Linked DNA regions of Mus musculus: region 1 is linked to region 2. The links are chromatin loops, found by intact Hi-C in ENCODE. Cell type or tissue: heart. All regions are shown on one strand. Each heading gives the region's core, and the rest is flanking DNA. Links, peaks and the distances in the headings are about the cores only.

Evidence for each region. Hi-C counts contacts between places; a loop is a spot of excess contacts. Peaks named below come from ENCODE experiments on the same cell type or tissue, not always from the same donor. Only the 100,000 strongest peaks of a DNase experiment are listed, where the experiment ranks them.
Region 1: a loop joins it to region 2, with 4 times the contacts of the local background. A loop is called at or near these places in 7 of 42 quality-filtered maps.

Annotation. Positions count from the first base shown.
Region 1 is chr1:51,524,024-51,535,136 of GRCm38, reverse strand. All of the region lies in intron 3 of Gm17767 (predicted gene, 17767), which reads left to right. Among named protein-coding and RNA genes, the nearest start is that of Nabp1, 51 kb to the right of the region's middle. In heart, for the core only: no CTCF peak of the experiment used is centred there; a DNase peak (open chromatin) is centred at 5,306; H3K27ac peaks cover 2,513 bases.
Region 2 is chr1:51,591,302-51,602,414 of GRCm38, reverse strand. Gm17767 (predicted gene, 17767) reads left to right here and starts at 5,697. Exons shown (of 4, transcript NR_151621.1): 1 at 5,697-6,114. In heart, for the core only: CTCF peaks have their summits at 5,016 and 5,218 (motif pointing right); a DNase peak (open chromatin) is centred at 5,234; H3K4me3 peaks cover 593 bases; H3K27ac peaks cover 1,114 bases.

The DNA.
Region 1 (11,113 bases), core at 1,256-9,255, 67 kb after region 2:
ATCTATCTATTTATTTGACAGGATCTTTCACTGAACCTGGAGTTTTTTGGCTGAATCCCTGCTATATAGTGAGTTCCAGGTGACCTTGGGCTGCAGAATGTAGAAAGAGTTGCCTCATTCCATCAAATCCAAATGCATAAACTGTAAAACATCTTGCTTGTGGATATTAAAAAGTAGAAAAAAATGTGCACATTAATCTGGAAGGTTAAGGTTTAGCCAATTTGACCAGAATGAGAGTTTTTAGTAGACTGAGCTGGTAAATAAAACCAAGAATAGAGAGCTCTAAGCACAGAGAGTCGTACATACCAGGGTCAATCTGAAATGCGCTGTTTTGGTTCTTTTCCAGATCTTTCTATTCTTCTTATCACAAACTGGTAACTGTGCTGGCTAGATTTATGTCGACTAGACACAAACTATAATAATTCCAGAGGAGGAAATACCCCAATAAAATCAGCTTATAGTCAAATCTATAGAGCATTTTCTTAACTAGTGATTGATATAGGAGGGCCTAGCCCATTATGAGTGATACCATGCCTGGGCTGGTGGTCCTGGGTTCTGTGTGAAAGCAGGCTTAACAATCCATGATGAGCAAGCCAGTAAGCAACACCCCTCCATGGCTTCTGTGTCAACTCTTGCCTCCTGGCTCCTGCCTTGTTTGTGTTCCTGTCTTGACTTCCTTTGATGATAAACAGTGACCTGGAAGTGTAAGCCAAATAAACCTTTCCTTTTCCCACTTGCTCTATGGTCACGGTGTTTCCTCACAGCAATAGACATCCTAACTAAGAAAATAGCTTAACTGAGGAACATGAAAGTCTGTGTTCTTAGAGTTCTTAATGTCTTCAAGCCATTGGTCCACCTAAGATGCCACCTCATTGCACTGCTCTGGTATAATTTCTTGTGCCAGGTAGTGTGACGATACCCAATAGTCCACACATCACAGTTCATGTGCCCTGCTTGATGACTTTTCAGTGGCCTCTTCCCACCGTAGGTAGTGTTGCCTTGAATTCTAAGTCAAATGTTCTTGGCATCACCGAGATGTCACCTTCTGCTACCTGGCCTTGTTTCTAGTTCATGGTTATGATTTTCTGTTTGACATCTTGCCTGGACAGAGCCCCAGCCCAGGCTCTGGAGTCCTTCTTCAGAGGATATGAGACTTTCATTCCCTCTAGCAGTAAACAACTGGAGCACGTACAAGGAACCAAGGCATTTGGAGTGCTGGTCACAAAACACATCTTTTTATGCATGCAGCCAAAGCAGCTAAAACTTAAAGCCCTAAGACTGAAACCTGACATGTGCTATTAATCTCAATCTTTGTGCAAAATAGCCTGACAAACTCAAGTGGGACAGACCATTGCTCTAGATATACAAATAAAACCTCCAGTCCTTAACATCTAAGGGCGGTATTCCTAGTGCCAGTTAATGTTAACTATCCTGTTATCCAGGACACATACAAGGAATAAGCAAACAGACAAGGTGAGCTTTGCTCACAAAAAGTGGCTGATAGCCAGCACCAATTGCAAACAAATATATTAATGAGACCTTGAATAATTCTTCTTCATTTTTCCAACTTAGTTGTTAAAGAATGAAGATCCCAAAGAAGCATTCCCCACTATGTTCTGTAAGAAGAATTCCTGAGTGGCAGGAACCACACAGGAAGAAATGTTCCTTTTGGAGTAGTTTGTTACACAGCAGGAGATGACTAATGTGGAAGTATTTTCCTATTCTAGATCTTGCAATTTTTAATTGAGTTATCAATGTGAATTTTATGATTTTTTTTTGCATTTTGTTAAAATAATACTGAATTCTCTTTTATTGTTAGCTGTGCTACAGGGAATTATCAGGGTCCTCTTGATGATGACTATCAAGTTTGAGTCTAGGGAATCCTTTTATATTATAGGGTCTTTAAACAAATCACTTTGTGGAGGTTATTTAAGGGATTGGAAAAGGTTTGTTTATTTATTTATTTATTTATTTATTTATTTAGAAATGGCAAGTGTTTCAGGATCTGTAGGTCACTGTATCTCATACATTTCTTATTTTGCAATCCTTTGAAACTATCCGTATAATTCTCAGCTGTATCTTACTGTTGCATGCTGTGAAGAGACACTACAACCAAGGCAACGCTCATGAAAGAAAGTATTCAGTTGGGGGCTGCTTACAGTTTTAGAAATTTTTAATGGTGTGGATGGCAGCATGTAGGTAGACACTGTGTGATGGCTTATATATGCTTGGCCTAGGGCATGACACCATTAGAAGGTGTGGCCTTGCTGGAGTAGGTGTGTTATTGTGGGAGTGGGTTTTAATGTCCCTGGATGCCTGAAAGCCAGTCTTCTCCTAGCAGCCTTCAGATGAAGATGTAGAACTCTCAACTCTGCCATGCTCCTGCCTTGATGATAATGGACTGAACCTCTGAACCTGTAAGCCAGGCCTAATTAAATGCTGTCCTTATAAGAGTTGCCTTGGTCATGGAGTCTGTTCACAGCAGTAAAACCCTAACTAAGACTCACTGGATCAGTGACTAAGAGCTACATCCTAATCCTTAGGTATAGAGAGATACTTGGGTTCTATCTGCTTTGAAAACCTTAAAGCCCCCCCCCCCACACACACACACACACTTCCTCAGAGATCACACCTCCTAATACTTTTCAAATAGTGCTATTCCCTAATGACTAAGCGTGAAAATACATGAGCTTATAGGGGACATTCTTATTCAAACAACCACAGCCTGTGAGCTAGTCAGGTATTGTCTGACACGCTAGGCCTGTTAGCTGGCATTTGCTGCCCAAAGTGCTTTACATTGTAGGTTTTCCATCCTGTCTGAAAGGACTGTGAGTTATTCCCAGTTTTACATGAGTCTCGCTTTTCTGCATACTTTGTTGGTTCCCACCCATATTGCACATAAACACGTAACAAAAACTGTCCAGTTCTCCTTAATGTCTTCTCCCACAACAGCCATCTAGGTCATCATCAGTGACAGAGATAAATGCTATGCTGCGATGGCCATAGACTTAACAAGATTTCCACTTGATCTTAGTTAACTCTGAACACTATAAAATGTTCCTCTTCAACATGCCTGGTAGTGAGCATGTACTTTTGTTAGTGATTTTCTTTGCATTTCAAGACAGCCTATTTCACTGTTGAATAGCAATAATTATCAGAGAATGTACTTTATAATAGCCTAATATGTCATTCCTCATCATGATGATGTTTTGGTTCTCATTATATTTACTTATTTTTTTATGTTCATAATTGATTCTGTCTACAGATATCTGATGAGTGTGTGCAGTATGCTGGGCTCTGTTCTGAACCTGGAGCTGCAGAGGTGAAAAAGAATTTGGTGTCAAATGAGCTTTTCGTACCTTTCAGTTTGGGTGGAAAGTTAGCAAGTAATCAAAACTATGCAAATTTGTATAAAATTACAGCAAGACAAATGGCATGAAAAGGGTAACGTGAAGAATTTAAATAGAGTACTTTCAGATAGTCCATTAGAATAGTCTATCCACAAACTCAGAAATGCAGGATGTTATCAAAAGCACATTGTTGGCATGCTTGCAGGAAGGCAGGATAAGGTCAGGGTGAGGAAGTGTCCTTCACTGTTCTTGTGAATAGTTGCATTGTTCCTTGCTCAGGCTTCCCAAGGCCAGAAGTTTACAGGTTTCCAATGAAGAGGTTTTTTTTTAATGAAAGAAATAGAATCAGTTTATACAAAATTTAAGTGTGGACTTGACATTGACATTTCAGTAGTTTCAGGGTAAATAAATACATCTACTTGGTGTCATGAGGTTTCAGCCCCAGGGACCCCAGCCATACCATGACAGTGCTTTAAAGAGTCTTTACAGGTTGTGTAAAACTACATTTTCTTCAAAACCTGATACTTTGAGTTCATCAAAATCTTGGCTTAGATTTGAGATCTGATCCTGTATCCTCACCCCAAACTGGCTCTGCAATAGGGTGCATAATAAACCAACAGTAGTGTGCTGACTCCTTTGGTAGGTATGCAGGTGAGTGGGTGCATCACAGAAGCTGTGAATGAATTGGATTTCAAAGTTAAATCTTGGGCTGGAGAGATGGCTCAGTGGCTAAGAGCACTGGCTGCTCTTCCAGAGGTCATGAGTTCAATTCCCAGCAACCACATGGTGGCTCACTGCCATCTATAGGGGAATCTATGCCCTCTTAAGATAAGAATATATATATGCAGCAGAGCACAAATACATTAAATAAATAAAATTAATAAAAAGTTAAATCCTGAACCAAGTTAAATACTCGATTATTTTATTAAAGCACTTGTAGGTCCTTGAATCAGAAAAAAAAAAGTCTTACGAATGAAAGAGTGGACATGAGTGATCATGCTAATCAAGGACATCTAGAATCCCCACCCTTCTGAACTGCCTACTCGAACCTCCTTATCGTGCTCAGAGCAGGCTGGTGAGAGGGGAAGGGCCTTAGCCCAAAAGTACACACAAACGTGTGGCACACTCACTGAATATCACAAATGAAGATTCCTACCCCACAAACAACCAAGGCAGAACCTCCAAAGCCAATTATGGTCTGATTCACTGCTCTAAACCTGGAACAATACAACAAAAGACTAACTGTGGCCCTGGGAATGAGCCAGCACTCCAGCATGTCGGGCATGGTTGCCTGGGCACATTATCAAGCTTGCAGCAAGCTTTAATTAAAGCTCAGGGCAGGTGAGTTACGTGGCTCAAGTCCTTGCTGATCTGTTCCCCAGAAGGGTAAAGTCAGGTGATATTAAGTGGTCAGCTTATGGCCACCTGGTCGTGCTCTGCTGTGACTGCCTTTCCAGTCTGTCAGGTTTTCTGGAATCTGGTGAGCAACCTCTGCCTGGCTTCAGTCTCTGCTCACATGTTCTTGGGGCTAATGTCTCAAACACGTCAGCTCATTGCCCTAGGGCCATAGGGCTCAGCCAGGCCATGTTTGGACTTGCTGGCCTGTTTGGGATTCAGGCCACAGGGGATGTTTCTGGGTCATGGGTAAGGGTCCAGGAGCCAGTTAGATCCTGTTTTAGCATACCCACCAGGCATGATATAGACACAAGAGTGGGGTTTTTCTAGTAGGAGACAGTTCACTTTGCAAAGGAGTCTGAGTGAATGCAAGGGTGTTCTGTTTTAACACCAAGGAACCGCAGCAGGAAAAGAAATAACTTTTCTATTAGTGTGTTCTTAGGAACTGCCACTACTTTTAAGAAGCTAGCAAGAATCTGTCGCTGGGAAGGAAGTAAAGACTCCAGTTCCCCTGGGGACATATGAAACCTCAGAACTTCCTTGTGCTGTGTGTCCCCCGGCTCCACCCATATTTCTGTGGTGTTTTGGCTTCTCTTTCATGAAGGAGTTCTAATCAAGAAGGGGCTGGCACCAGTGGGTCGGAACTCAGCTCATCTTGGATATCGTTAGGAATTTACTGCCTATGGACAATCTGCATTATTATTATCCAGCCAAACACAATTCAGCTTTGTGTGTGTGTGTGTGTGTGTGTGTGTGTGTGTGTGTGTGTGTGTGTGTGTTTATGTAAGCATGTATTTATGTGTTTGTTAGTCTGGCCAACATTTATATAAGGGACAATATAGTTTATTATTTATTAGTCAAAGATTTATTCCATTTTCTTTGTTCTAAGCAAGTACTTTCTTGATATATTTTCTTTACTATCTTTCTTAGTGTACTCAAAATTTCATGTACACAGTGATCTTCCATAATGGTTTTGGTCTGAAGGTACTGCAATGACTTAAACTTTAAAAATTGTTAATCTCTTTTATTTATTTATTTATTTATTTATTTATTTATTTAGAGACAGGGTTTCTCTGTGTAACAGCCCTGGCTGTCCTGGAGTTCACTTTGTAGATCAAGGTGGCCTCGAACACACAAAATTGATCTGTCTCTGCCTCCTGAGTGCTGGAATCAAAGGTGTGTGGCACCAATACCCAGCACTTTAGATGTTTTGTTTTGTTTTGTTTTTTTGAGACAGGGTTTCTCTGTGTAGTCCTAGCTGTCCTGGAAATCACTCTGTAGACCAGGCTGACCTCAAACTCAGAAATCTGCCTGCCTTTGCCTCCCAAGTGCTGGGTAGATGGCTTTTAATGACTTACTTATTTGTGTGTTGGTATAAAGGTCAGACTTGTGGGAGTTTGTTATATTTGTTTCATCTTGCTAGTATATGATTTAGACTTTTCTTTTTTGTACAGAATCTGTCTATTTAGCCCAGGCTGTCCTGGAATTTGCTAAGTGCTAAGGAGAACAGATGGCTCTGAACAGTCTGCCAGCTGGGATTAAAGGTGTGTGCCACCATTCCTGGCTGTATTACACTTAAAAAAAACAAAAACAAAAACAAAAACCAATCGCTATTCAAGAAAACAGTGGCTAAGCTAGCTTGCTCCTTACCCTTTTCTTCTCTTCCTCCCACCTTCTTTTCTTGGGTGTCATCAGTTATCTTGCATGTTGTCAAAGCACATTTTTTCTTTTTTGCTGAGCCCTTCCTTTCTCTTCCAAGATTTGATAGTACAATCTGTACATTAGCAATAAGTGCCTACGGAGGAAATAAAAGAATTATCCTGAGACAGGCTTGGTGTGGGGAGCCTGCAGGTATGTCATGATATCCCAATTTCTGACATGAGACAGTATCAGGATACTACACTATGAAGGAAAGCTGCCTGTGTAGGGTATTAGCCAGCCAGGGCTGTAGAAGTGATGGCTTAAATGACAGAAATATATTTTCCCACAATTCTAGAGGCCAAAATCTCAATATCAAGGTATCTACAGGGTCAAGGTATCTACAGGGTCAGTTTCTCTGAAGACTTCTCCCTTGGCTGATAGACGGACTGCTCCCCCTGATAGAAACTTGGTCTTCCTTTGCATGCCTGTGTGTGCCTCTCTCCCTACTGCATTGGAGTCTACTCTCATGACTCATTTTTTGCTTAGAGACCTAAATCTAAATATAGTCCTATCATGGCTGGTAGTTAGGGTTTCAATATATAAATTCAGAGAAGAGAGGACAGAATTCAGCTAATGATAATGTAATAAGTCAGTTCCTAATCAATGTCCAACTCGAGTAATGGAAAACTAGACCCCAGCAAAGCCGGAAGTGCAGACTCAGAGGCAGATTGCAGAGCTTCACTGGGGTTGGCTGTTGCAAGGCCCTCCTGTTACAGATTGCTCATTACAAGCATTAAAATAAGCTGCCATGCCTCTGGCCATATTGTCCTGAACAGGCCTGGTCTCCTCTAAACAAGCTGCAGAACCTGACTATCTGGAGTGAGGACCAATCAGGAGAGATCTGCTAGGGCCAGATGTGCAGGGGCAGGCACTTAAGCATCGAGCGAACAGCGGAGGGATCATAAGAGGACAACCCTGTGTTGTGGACCACGATGTCATGGGATGAGACCACATAGTCACAACACTCCTCAATAGCTGTCTGTAGAAACCTGAGAGTAGAAGGCTGTGGAGATGTTCCCACTTAATATGTAGGTAAATTTGTTTTTCCGTTTGAAGGAGAGACACTAATGAGTAATTCATTTCTGCCAAGTTAAAATTCCCCAGTTCTTCTGGGTAAACGCTAACTGGTTCGCCTTGAAAATCACACGGACTTTTCTATGGCTCTGTTCTGAAGGCAGGGCTTTCCTACCTTCTTGCTCCTTAGGTTTAGATAAAGATACCAGAGGAGATTGACACAGAGGCACTGGAATTCTCTAACTGTCCCTACATGTTCATCAAGACACTTCATTTAAGCTATGCCTCTGTCATGGGCAGTGAGTTGCTATTTCATTTGCTTCTATATTTTATAAAATATAGGTTTACACATCGGTTAAAAATAGTGATATAGTTAGTGGAAAAGTTTAAAATGAATGTACCACAATGTTCATTATCCTATTTTTGTATTTCTTCATGTTTGGGGGCACTGAAAGCATGAAACACGCTACCAACCTGGGCCTTTCTTATCGTAGAGAGGCCCACACCTGAGCAGACTATGTGCCTCTAACTGTGGGAAAACTACTAAGATCCAAGTCCACCATGACCAGATGGTCCCTGAGCTAGGCACAAAATGGGAGACTCCCTTGTTAGGAGGTTTTCTCCTCCTTAACCTTGTCTGGGGGATTCTGAGCACCCACACTTACTTCTACCTGAAAAAAAAAATAATGTAAGACAAAAAACCTGGAGTTCTCCATGCTAATGAGGTATCTAGATAGGTTTCAGTGTTCAGCCAATGAGCTTCCCTTCCTGAGCATTCCTTCCCCCAAAAAAGATATTTAATCCCTGGTTCACCTTGAGTAAGATATATACATTCACATCTACGATCAAATGAAAACTGTTTGGGCAAGCAAGGACTGTCTCTTCATCCAGGATCACTTTCGGGGGAGGCCTTTGTCATAAAGAACTGCAACTAAATCTCCCAGAGAAGGCCTCCTCTCTCCCAGCCCCTCTGTACTCTGGGCACTCACACCAAACCTGGTTCAGACCCCGTTGTGGGCTCAGCCTTCACCTTCCTGCCTGGCTCATGGACTCCCTGAGGGGAAGCATGGGCCAGAGAACCCATCCCGACTCGCAGTGGTACCCCAGTGGTGCCTGGGTACACAAGAGACTGGAAACCACAGCAATCCTCCCAGATCCTGCTGTTCCCACCTGAGAAAACCCAGCCTGAGAACTCCCATTACAACTGTGTTCTGCCTCTACAGAGAGGCTTGCTGCTGCTCTGGCCCACCTCTATCTTCAATATCGTTATTTGGGAAGCTGTTTTGCTCATCTTAAAAGATTGTGACCTTAGTTCCCATGGCTGCCTGCCTTCCACCATAAATGTTAGCCGTGGGGTCAAATCCAAGGGCACTCCACCATGGCTTTAATTTTCACAACCAGCAAGAAACAGTCTAACTATATCTATACTTTTTTTTGACTTGTTGGTTCATTTGAGGTTTTTATTTTTTAATTAATTAATTAATTTTGTAGTGTTTTTTTTTTCAGCTACCTTCCAAGGTAACCCTGAGAGTATTCCTATGTTCAAAGAGGAATGCCCAGAATGCATTGCTGCACAGTGTATGATTCACTCTTGGCTCAGTGATACATATTTCTGGGGTGCTGGCAAGAGGGAAGGCCTAATACCTCCTGTTTGGCAGTTATAGACTACACTGAATTCAGAGATGGGGAATGGTGGTCATAAATGCCTCTTGCTACCTGAACAGACATCTCACTACTCAGGGCCAGTGAGCAAATCTATTCTGTGGAGAAGGCAGATGTTAGTTGAATGTTGTCTCTACTTGTTTAAGACAAGCCTATAGAATATATTTACAAAAATGTTTTTCCTTCCAGTTTGCCTCCTGTCAGTTCGTAACTACAGAAGATGTTGACAAAGCCTGAAATGGCATCAAAGTCATGGGTAATGAGTCATAAAAGGATCTAGTCAGAGTTTCTTAAAGGGCCACTAATACAAAAGCAGTTCAAAGTTCTTAGAATTGGTAATGACATTGAGGTCACAATAATTCACCTCATTCTTTTTCAAGCCTTTCACACACACACACACACACACACACACACACACACACACACACACACACACACACACAGAGGCAGATGGACAGACAGACACACGGCATTTGTGTCTCATAATTTTTACTTAAGATGCAATAAAACCATCCCACTCCATCTTTCCTCCACTCCATTTATCCACTATGAAATTATATATTGAAGTCTTAATCCCAGTATACCACTCTAAGCACCAGAAGGAACATGTCTAAGCCTTTAAGAACAAAGTCCAAGGTTTTGTTTTACTCTGTCTCATATACTGTTTATCTACAACAGATAATCAAAAATACTCGTTATACTAAATCTTGTTTGTGTAGCAGTTGAGAAGTTCCTTTTTGCCACCACAGGTAAACATATTAATTGTTGCCCAAGCAAACTGGACTGATTTCCAGTAGAAATGAAGCAGAGAGGAAGTGGTTTTCCTGCCTTAAGAAATAAGGATTGGCTGATGGTGGTGGCTTGCTTGCTCTTCCTTGACACAACAGTGAGATCCTTCTATATTTATGACTATCTTCTACCAGTTTGTCTCCTCCAAAATGGAGACAGCTTCCAAAGTCTTAGCCAGTTACAACCAAAGTCTAGGGGTGTATATTTCTAGGAGTTGAAGGGTCGGGGGATGACATGACAAATGACAACATGACTTGAGTCTTTGAAATGAAAACAAAAGCTTCCAACTACCTAGATAGAATCTCAGTGCTGAGGAGTCTAAAAATGGAAGACCCTCCTTGTTCTGGCTGGCTTTGTGTCAACCTGACACAGGCTAGAGACATCAGAGAGGAAAGAGTCTCAGTTGAGGAAATGCCTCCATGAGCTCCAGCTGTAAGGCATTCTCTCAATTAGTGACAAATGGGGGAGGGGCCAGCCCATTGTGGGTAGTGCCATCCCTGGGCTGGTGGCCCTGAGCAAGTCATGGGAAGCAAGCAGGTAACTATCACCCCTCCATGGCCTCTATATCAGCTCCCGCCTCTGGGTTCTAGACCTGTTTGAGTTCCTGTCCTGATTTCTTTCAGTGATTAACAGCTATGTGGAAGTGTAAGCTGAATAAATTCTTTCCACCCCAACTTATTTTTTAGTCAGGGCATTTTGTTGCAGTAATAGAAACCCTATCTGAGACACACCTCAAAAACAACCAACCAACTAGTATTCTTCAGAACAAAAAGCAAAGAGACACTGATACTGATACAATGTTGAAGCGCCTTCTTAACTTATGCTAATGAAAGGAAAGTGGATGCACAGGTTCTGTATATTATGTGACATCATTTATATGAAATTTTCTGGAGAGACAAACATGTAAGAAACAGAAACTATAACAGTGGTTGGAGGATGGGGCAAGACTAGGTATTGAATATAAAAAGACCGAGTAATCTTTAGGAGATGACAGAAAGCAAATTTTACGTAACTATAAATTTCCTAAAAATCACCAAGCCAGGTGCTTTGAAATAGCTATGAATAGTTATACTTCCAAAAAACTAAAATAGATTTAAAACAAACAAACAAACAAACAAACAAACAACCAAGACTGAACAGATAACGGCTTGGCTTGATTGCCGTTAGCTGCAGGCATTGGCTTACAAATCCTAAGCAGATCA
Region 2 (11,113 bases), core at 1,859-9,858:
ACTGGTGGAAGAGGAGGTGAAAAGACATTGGAAGATCCAGAGGGTATGAAGGAAACAAGGCCTTCTGAATACAGCAGAACTGACACGCATACGAACTCACAGAGACTGAGGCAGCATGCACAGGGCCTGTATGGGCATTGCCAGATGGCGTCCAAATGCTGAGAGAAGAACTGGACACACGCCCGATCCCTAACACAGAAGCTGAATACAGTTAATAACTGCTTGCAAATAAAAAATTAGTTTTTTCCAATAGAATCTTACTGGCTATACAAGCCATTCTTTTATTTTTTTAATTTTTTATTAGATATTTTCTTCATTTAAATTTCAAAATGCTATCCCAAAAGTCCCCTATACCCCCCCCCCCCCGCCCTGCTCCCTTACCCACTCACTCTTACTTCTTGGCCCTGGCGTTCCCCTGTACTGGGCCTCTCTTCTCAATGATGGCTGACTAGGCCATTTTCTGCTACATATGCAGCTAGAGACACGAGCTCTGGGGGTACTGATTAGTTCATGTTGTTGTTCCACCTATTGGGTTGCAGACCCCTTCAGCTCCTTGGGTACTTTCTCAAGCTCCTACACTGGGGGCCCTGTGTTCCATCCTATAGATGACTGTGAGCATCCACTTCTGTATTTGCCAGGCACTGGCATAGCCTCACAGGAGACAGCTACATCTGGGTCCTTTCAGCAAAATCTTGCTGGCATATGCAATAGTGTCTGCTTTTGGTGACTGATTATGGGGTGGACCCCTGGGTGGGGAAGTCTCTGGATGGTCCATCCTTTCGTCTTAGCTCCAAACTTATCCAAACCATTATTAAGGGCAGTCCTAATGCCCAGCAGTAGATGGCCAACACAAAACGAAAGTCAGTGTCATCTTTAGATGTTCTTAGATGTTCTCCGCTTCTGTCTCTCCTCCTCCTCCTCCTCCTCCTCCTCCTCCTCCTCCTCTTCCTCCTCCTCCTCTTCTCTTCCCCCTTCCTCCTCCACAGGTCCTTTATGTATATATTATGTTTTTCATTTTTGTGTTTTTATAAGTGTCCTGTACGTACAAACATGTATGTCTGAGTCTATATGTGTTTTCCCTTTGGCTCTTTTTCTTCTATTTATTTGTTTTGTACTATCCCAGTTTGTCTGCGTTTATTTTATTTTATTACTATTTCCTAGATGCCTGCTTTCTAATAAGATACAGAAAGGGTGTGGATTCAGAAAGGAGGGGAAGTAGGGAGGATATTGGAGAAGTTAGGGAAGGGGAAACCATAATCAGAAATACTGTATTAAAAATTAAAATAAAATAGAAATAAAAGCAATCCAAAATTGTATGTGCTTATATGTTCATTCATGTGGCTGCAGAGAAGTCTCACAGTGTCTACATGTTACTGGGGATGTAGCTCTGTGATAGAGTCACAGGATTAAATGTTACCAGGGATGTAGCTCAGTGGGAGAGTGTTTGTCTAGCATTCACGAAGCTATGGATTGGATCCTTAGGACATTAAAAAAAAAAACCAAGAGGTTAATGCTATTTTGAGTTGGAAGATTTTATTGTTCTCATCTCTATATACTTTCTGAATATCAACTTAATAACAATGAACATAATTTATTAAAAAAAATTCCCTGAGGAAACAGAGAAGTCAAAGTGAGTAACTCGTTCTCAAGGTAAAATATAGAATCGAAATTTGGTTTGAGGAAAAAAATATGAGAGAGTGTGATTGATGAAGCGCTGTCAGCGTAAACAGCTGACTGACCCAGGATGACATAGCTGAGCAGTTAAGTGCCTGAAAATGTCTTCTCCATTAGAGGGCGACATCTCCCTTGTCGCTATCAAACAATCTTCTTGTCACAATATGCAACCTTGAGAGTCATGGAAAGAGATGCAATTGAAAGATTTCTTTTGTTTCAAAAGTAGCCCTTCTCATCTAAAACGTCCTGGTTTCTTTTAAAGAATGTTCATCTTCAAAGGGAAAGATAAGAAATTTGAAATAGAAGAGGAAGGAAAGATCAACTAGAGGCCAAAAGGAAGATGTACAGCCGCGGGACAGGGACGCAGGTGGAACATGATTCTGCAGCTAGACACCCCCATGATTGTCTCTGCTGACTTCTGCAGCTGTGACCAATAACCTGACCAAATTCAACTCTGGGGGGGTGGGGGGGGAGGAGTCTTTCAGCTTACAGTGTCAGGTTTCTGGGGAGTCAAGGCAACAACCTGAAGATAGGCATGCTTCGTATTCTAAACATTATCAGCTCCAACCAAGAATTCTCTCTACAGGCAAAGAGGTATGGTGGGAACTGTGGAGGAGAGTGCTTGCTGGCTGCCAGGCAGGCTTATATATTCAGCTCTCATACACAGAGCATAGACAATTGCTTAGGAATGGCACTACCTATGCTGTGCTGTTAACAACAGTTAATGACTAAGACAACCCCCAGAGGACATGCCCACAAGATCTAGACAATTTCTCAAAGGAGATTCTCTTACTAGATAATTGTGGCTGGCCAAGTTGACAGCTAAAGCTAAGCAGGACAATTGGGGACTGAACTATACGTTTGGTGTTAAGACAGGACTTAGCTCTTTCAAAGCTAGAGACACCTGGCACTTGTCACACCTGTCACTTGCCATTTGTAGAACTGTATAGAGTAGGTACATTGGAAAGGAGTTTAAGGTGAAGAATGTGTGTGGCATTTATCAAGCATTCATGAAAGCAGATGGCTCAGGCAGAAAAATCTTTTCATTTTTCTTCCCCTTGATAAGACTCAAACCAAAGCTTCCCTCATACAGCCACCCAGATCTGGTGTTTTCTTAAGATAAAGGTAACATAGAAAGATAAGGAAGTAGGCACTAGAATATTAGAGAAATAATTCTATCCACTACTCAATATACTCCGGAGTGACGAAGACTAAAGAGTAGACTTGCTATCTTTTTTTTTTTTTCCAGACTCTTGCTTAGGCAGAGGACTCTATCTAAGGTGAAGTGAAGAATAGGTAGCAATTTATTTTTTACCTTCTGGGATGTCAATTGCACAGGGTTGAACTCTGTTGTTGTGGGGAATCTCAGTGGTCCCTCATTGGTCCAGCAGAACCAGGAGGTGAAGAGTTGAGGTGGAAGCTATTGGAGGCTTATTGTGGCTGTTAGTGGTTCTATTTCCTGGAAGGCCGAGCTAATGATGAAATGGAATGCCCTTTCCTTTCATGTCCCTTTGTGTCTGATGTTTTCAGTTGTTAACTCAAGGTTGAAAGAGAGCAAAATAAAAACCTGAAAATAAAAAGCAAGTAAAACTCTCTTTGGTCTGCGCTGAATAGTGTAGAAAAGGCTCCGGCTTTTCAACCCCAGTTAGTATGGATGTATCGGGAGAGGCCTCTGCCTGTGTGCTTGCTCGGGAAACACTGCTCCATAAGCTAAGGTGCTGCTTTCGAAGGAGCGCTTTCTTCCTTTGGGTTTCCTTTTGTCCTCCTATTTTAGAGGACTAAATGGAAGCAGTCCCTGAAGGAAATGATTCCACACCTTCTCTCTAATCTAACTCCACTCAATTCTAGCCTCTTCTTGTCCATAAGAACCACCTTTAATTTTGCACATAAACAATTTAAAGTCCTCCAGTATATGAAACACCCCTGCCCACGCCCCACCCCCACCCCACCCCCAAGAAGGCTTTGCCTCATCCTGCAGTTCCTTTGGCGTCTTGTCCTTAAGTCTAAATTCATCCGAATGTTTTCTGTCTTGTTCCCTGTCCCTGACTTCCCATAGCTTTCTCTTCTCCCTTGGTAGAGTGTGGGCTTTGCCTTTTCCCCTCCTCTTCCGGCTCAGAGGTCTTCTGCCGTCCTTCGAATCTGGGATTTCTCGGGCTCCGCCCTTCTCTACCCTCTCTGCCGTTTGTATATTAGAGTGGCATTTTTTTCTTTTCCATTTCTGGTACTAGGCTAAGACCATACATAAGCCTGCCTAAAACCTCTATTACGTAGGTACCTGAATAGAGGCAACATCCAGCATTTCTAAGCTTCAATGTCTACATACAAAATGGGCATATGGGCCATGAAGCCTAGATGTGCATTTCCGGCTCCCCCTGATTTATGTCTAGCTGCAAACTCGATGTGACCCAAAGCCAAAGCTCAGCACCCACCTCTCTCAACCTTTCCCTGTCACAACAGTGCCATGAGAATCCTAATGCAGACATAGCTGGAAGCTTGACAAAAATCCCTGTTTCCCCCAGTCTCTATAGCTAACATATTTCAAGTCTATCATATCATATACCTATCGGAAATAGACCTTAAGAGTCCGCCAACACAGCCAAATGGCAGTGGCATGTGCCTTTAATCCCAGCACTCAGGAAGCAGAGGTAAGCAGATCTCTGTTGAATTCGAGGTCAGCCTGGTCTACAGAGCAAGTTCTGGGCTAGCCTAAGCCACAGAGAGAAACCCTGTCTCAAATAAAATAAAATAAAATAAAATAAAATAAAATAAAATAAAATAAAATAAAATAAAAAAGGTCTGCCATGCTCAGGCTGCCTCTCTTACTGGACAATACTATTTTAGCCTCTGCTCTCTCTCTCTTCTTCTGGGTTCTGCACTACACTCCTTGTCTAACCATGTTGCCTGCAAGATCCTCTGAAATCGCCAATGTGATCACATCTTACCTGTTCTAGAAGACACCAGTGGCTCAACCATTTGGAGGGCACATGGGATTTTGTCTACACTTTATTACCCTGACTCTTATCTTTATCACGGGCTCTCCGCAGAGTTCCTTGAGACTTCGCTGCGCCATGGGCTTATGTTGTGTGCTCTGTTTTCAGTACTTTCTTCCTCCACGTGGCAATATCCTCCGAAGTTGCAAAGCACATCTTCAAACATTCTTCTCTACAAGGCCTTCTTTGATCTGTTTCAGGAGGTATAAATCTTCCACCGACTCTCGTCTACCCTCAGAACATTCTCCCCCTCTGTTTGAAGTCTTATCTAGACGTTCGAGAGCTATCTGATGATTGAGAAAGGACTGCAGCTCAGGCGTAAAACTGTCTGTAGCTTATCACACCACTGAGACTAGAGCTCACGAAATATGTATGGCACGGAGATGAGGGTCACGGGAAGCCTGCCACCAGGACTGGAGTCACAGCAGAACTATCCTTGGGTTGGTATGAGCGCAAAAAGAAAATGTGTTGGGAACTCAAAAGATCTCAAAATATTGGTTGTTGTAACCAATCCTAAACCAGTGGCATTTGCCTAGTGTGTTCCAGGTGAACAAATCCACTAGGGGGCAGCAGAGTCACTCCACAGCTCTACCAGGGTCTGTCTGGGCAGATTTCTCCTTAGCTTTCCTCTGTACTCCAAACTACAGACAGATCCAGCCTCTTGCTGTCCGAGGCTCAAACAGGAAGTCCCTCTTCTTCAGCGATGTAGAAAGATTTAATGTTAAGCTGATTAAAACAAATAAAAACATATGAAGAAAGTTAATAAAAAATTGTTTGCTACTGAACACTGGGGTAGGTTTAAATCTCTCAACAGACTACTGAAAATGAAGAGACTTCACTTAGCAAAAAAACAACATTATACACAAAGCTGGGCAGTACCTTTTCCTGACATTCTCTAGTAGTGTGAGAGTTTTGAGAGTCAGGCCTGAGCTCTCATAGGTTCTATGCTAGTTTAGGACAAGGGGTCGACTGAGCATTAGTAGGAGTCCTGACTTTTTGGTACCCATATTCCCACCATCACATTCCTACTTCAAGAGCAGACAGCCACAACTCTGACAGCATGGCTCGTGTTTAGTGGTGCCTCTTTAGTTAGTTTGTGAGAGAGACTCAACTGAGGTTTTTTTTTTTCTTGCTTTCTATCTTTGAAAGTATGTATTACTGATCCATTCAACTTTTAGATTCTCCAAAGAAAATTCTTTCCTAGGAAAGGTGAGAGAGCTACAAGAAGATGTAGCTAAAATGAGTTTCATTTTGGGTTCTGCAGTGGCAGTGGCAGCCTCGGCAACGGGATGCAGGCAGCCATGGCAACGGGATGCAGGCAGCATGGCTTCAGAAATGAGCTCTTCACCAAGATTTGAAAGAACTCTTCGTGCATCTTAGTTTATAATTATGGCCCAGCTCTTGGGGGCACTTCACAGCTGAGCATCTCTCTCCAGGTTCCCTTCCTCAGGTGAGCCTCCTCCTTAACTCTGCTCCATCCGATGCACGCCTTGAACCTCACCCTACGGTTCATTTGCTGATGTCTATTTAATTACACACTGCCAGGCTTGAGAAATCTCAATGATTGAGAATTATAATACTTTGTTTTATTAAATTTCCTGGATTTTTTTCATTTAAGAAAATTAAAATGTTTCTTTTTAATTCTTAGTATACCTGCAGGAGCTTGGTACTGAAGGTTAGAAGGGAAAAGGTTGGAATCGTAGCAGCAACTGAGTGCCTCCGTAAGCAGAGATTGGAGTGTGCGTTGGGAAGTTTGGGTGGCTTGTTTTGCTTATTTATGGTTAACTTAGACCATAAGCATAAACTCTGTTGTCTATTATAACATGGGTGCCCATGGTCGTTCTATGTATCCATCCGCATATATTAAGGAAGAATTCTACTACCCCTAACTTTTCCTTCCCCCAACTAATGAGTAAGGAGCTAGAACAAAGCGTGTCCAAATTTCTTTGAGATTTACTTTATGCTTTTTAACTATGCGGATGTGTTTTCATCTCCACTGGGTGTGACTATGTGAATGCTGTGGCCAAGAGGCCAGCAGTGTCAGAACCCCTTGAGTTGGAGTTACAAGTGTTTGTGAGCTGCTCAACTGGGGTGATGGGAACTGGACCTGGGTCCTCTGAAAGAACAGTATGTGCTCGTAACTACTGAGCTGTCTCTCCAGCTCCCGTATATTTCTAAGTAATCTTTGAGATTATTATTCTTTTCATCAAACTATAGGGCTCATCAGGATTCATAAGAGAGTGGGAAGTCCCAGCTGTTGGGATTTGGATTCTTCTTCTACTGTTTTTTTTTTTTTTTTCCCTAAGAAAGTCTTTACTGTAACCAAGGCTGCATGTTCTATGAACTAGGAAAGGATGAGAGGAGAAACAAGAGCCATGGCGATGGTCTAGAGTCTAATTAATACTGCCTCCGGCTTCTATGTCATTAGCAGTGCTCTTCTTTAATAAGTGGCAGAGATAAGATTTTTATTGAACTGATGATCTTTTATGGAGTTGGAAAATGGGAAGGCAGTAATAAGCGGGGGTGGGTGTTGTGCAAATGCATGCCTTCCAAGGACCAGTCAGATGGAGCAGACTCCCGCATCGGGCAGTGAGGCCTAGACCGAAGTAAGTGCATCTAAAGCCAGCCAGATCAAACTGGTGGCCACAGGCACAATCCAGTCATAGCATGTGTTCTGTGATATGCCAAGGTAACTGCGTCCACACAGGCAAGTGGCCCCAGTCTGATGAGAGATAGTCTGAGGAGAGTTTGTATGTGGAGGGAACCATGTTCTAATTTCAGTGCCCTGGAGGATCTTCAGAGCTGCTCGGATAAATTTAGGTTGTGTCTCTTTAATTACCATGTTACCATCAGGACCCCATTACTTCCTCTGAATGATGACTTTGTTCATTTTTCACTTAAGGGTAATGAACTGCTTGCTTAATCTAGTTCCGTCATTCAACTTTGTCCCAAGGAGGTTCTTTATAGACAATTTCCATTTTAATCAGAAGTGAATGGGACTGTCGCCTTTAAAGTGGACCAACTGTGGGCTTACTAGGAATCTTATCAACTTTGATCTTTATCCAATTTAACTTTCTGCCAGTGCTTCTAGTAAAGTTCTTTAGCCTGAAGAAAGCAGAGATCACAGTGTGACAATTCCCTACAGCTCCCCAGCTTGTTGGCTAACTGAGAGGACAGAAGAAAAGAGGCAGACAGTATTGGTTGGTCTCTGTAGCAGGGGAGAGGGAGAGCTGGGAACATTTCCAGAAGAACCCGAAACTAATCCTCAACACGACCGTGTGTTGAGACTTCTTTTGGCTAGCCAAGGTAATATTGGGCAAACGAGGTCTTCCCGGAGTGTTAAGGTCTAAAAGCTTGATGACAGCCTGAGCTGAATGTGATTGGCATGGAGAAGGCCCAGTCGTTGCTCAGCTCTAGAACAAGCCTAACAGCATCTATGGCGATATTGGCAGCCAAAGCTGATGGCTGGGCAGCCAGCAAGGCCTTCTGTTGTTCAGCTTGTGCAGACCACAGCCTGGGCTTTGCTTTTATAGCTTCCAGATTGCTTCTCTGGCCTTTGAAGAGGAGCAGTTAGGATGCCGGCAGACCCTTCTGCGTTTATGCATCCTCTGCTCTGGCCAGGAGCTCCACCTTCTTCCTGTCCTCTGAGTCATCTTCTGCAGTTAGATTTTCCATCCAGCTATCTTTGCAGATCTCCAAACTCCCCCAGCTCCTTGTCTGTTTCCTTTCTTTTCTTTCGATAACTTTGTTGAGACTGAATTGCATAGTAAATGTCACATACTTAAAGTGTAGAGTGTCATAAGGTTTGACGTATGCATTTACTCAGGGAAATTATCAGCTCAATCACATCTCTCGTCCTGAAAGTTTCACAATGCCCCAGGGGGAAAAATCTCTTTATCTTTGCTAGGGTCCTCCTTCTAGGGTTTTATGTAAATGAAAGCTTTTTTTCTCCTTTTTTTTTTTTTCTTGTCTGGTTTATTTCACTCAGCACAAATATTTATAGATTCATCCGCATTGTTGTGTGTAGCTAAGGTTCATTCTTTTTTTATATCTATTGCTGAGAGATGATTAATCCATTTCTATGGATATACCATAATTTTTGTGCTTATATATTGAGCAATCATTTCTTTTATCCTATAAATACATACTTTTAAAATCTGGAAGAGCTTTGCAGATCACTTATGCAAGAATATCATTGTATAGATTGGTTAACTGAGGCCAGGGCACTTGTTTAAGACTTGGTCATGATTTATTGAGTTACAGTAATAAGATAGGCCCTGAGGATACACACTTGTCAAAATGGTTTCTGATATGCTAACCCAGGTAGACTGTGTCCTATGTGGAAGAGGTAAACCAAGTAATTTCCTTTTTAGACAATTAGTGTTATGTTCCAGCCTCCTCAACACTGAGATTTTAGGGATATGACACCACCCCTTTCCCCTAACTAGCTGAAATTACCTGGTTAAATTCATAAGGATTAGGACCCAAGTCAAAATAGTATATATTCAAAAATAGTATATATACTATTTTTGAATTTTAAATTCAGATTGCCTTTCTTTACGCTCTTTCTGTTGTGTCAGATTTCACGTGTCTGACCTGTAACATCAGACAAATAAAATCTGATGCCATCTATATCATGAGTCACTTTGTCATTGGAGAGAAAGTCCATATTCCAGCTCTGGGATTTTGAGCTGCACTAATAGCAAGCCCCTCCCCCTCTTTATTTCCTTTCTGTTGATGTTGGTGTTGTTACCGAAGAATCAGTATGAGAAGCATCAAAGTAAGACAATCCCTTGTGATTAGAATAATTTTACTTTAACAAATAGCCACTCCCCCACCAGAAGCCTTTGACATTGTTGCATTTTAATACAATTTTGCCTAACAGTGTTGTCAGTACTGGTTTCTCTTTCTTAATTTTATGAATCACTACTTCGTAGACTTGAGGTCTTAGTGGCCTCCGACTTTAGATATCCCTGGAGCTAAGCAGTACACACAGAGGCAAGGACACACAGAACAGGATACACAGAGACAAGGGTTCTGAGCGGGGCTGACAGCGACCCCAGATGTTATTCTGGTCATCTTTCTGCTCCCCCTTCTTTCTCTCTCTGTTTTTATTTTTGGTGTTTGGGGAGGAAGCTATTAAGACTAACTTGGTATGTTTCCTGAAAGCTTGACTGGGCATGATACCTCAGCATTTATAACATCAAAGACCTTGGGGTTGTCTTCCTCCAAAACTGAACTCAACCAGGCTGAACCCCAGCTGACATCTACTCGTTGAGAATGCTGCTTCCACTCTGTAGAACTATCTATGAAAAGGGACTAAGGTTGTGAGAGACCAAGAGCCAAGAGGGCATTTGCAAGAGAAGGGGAACACAGCTCCAATGCACTCTGTCAGAACAAACAAAAAATTTAGTTCCCTTTGATAATTTAGGTATTTTCTTGACAGTATTTCCCATATGTCAACTGGGCAATTTAACAGTGTTTGCTACCTTTGAAGACCCAGAATGAAAGCAAGTTTTGTCTCAGTGGATGGAATTAAAGCAGACTTCTTTGAGCATCCTTGGGCAGAGCTGTGGGAGGCTGTGCTACACACTTAGGCCCACTGGACTTCTGGTTACTTCTGGTTATCTTCATTGTGAGCTACAAGCTCTTAAGCATCCTCTGGCACCCCTGTTTACATTTTCAGCGTTAATTGTGGCATGAAGGGCTTTGTCTTTGAGTCACAGGCTTGGTAATGAGACAGAAGATTAGTAATTAGACAGAAGTTCTAATCTGTGCTCACTTAGTGCCTGTGGGCCCTTAGGCGAGTCGTTTAACCTTTTTGAGTCTATTCCTCATCTGTAACTCGGTAATGATGATAATAATGGGCACATTTGTGAGTGGCTGTAGGGATTAGAGATAACATCAATAAACTGCCTGGTGAAGAATGTCAGACTTCCAGGTGTCAGAGGCACGGGGACAGAAACTTTCTGAGCTCTTAGTTCAACTGGCCAGAGGCCAACAGAGCCCATAGGGGTAGGTGGCTGCCCCCTCAGTTTGGCTCTTTCTGTGTTTTGTACTCTCATACTTCATGTCTGCCAAACCTGGCTATTATAGTCATGGACATGGAGGTTTCGGAGCATTCATGAGAATCCTAAAGCTAACCTGGTTGGGTGTTGACTTGAGAAAGGGCTCTGGTAAATTTGCGAGGCTAGCTATTTAAATGTTGCTGTATTTGAGGCACAACTACAGAAAATGTCCATGCACAGAATGATAAGTGGTTTCCACATGTGTGGCAAGGAAATTAATCTCGTTACTTTATGGTCACACTTCTATGACAATACAATTTTCCTTTGCAAAACTGTATATCTGTGTTTATGCACAATATACATGCTCCTTGATGGCTTATTTCTATGCCCAACCAAAAACAAGTACAATAATAACTGTCTCTTTAAAATCCAGCTTGTTAT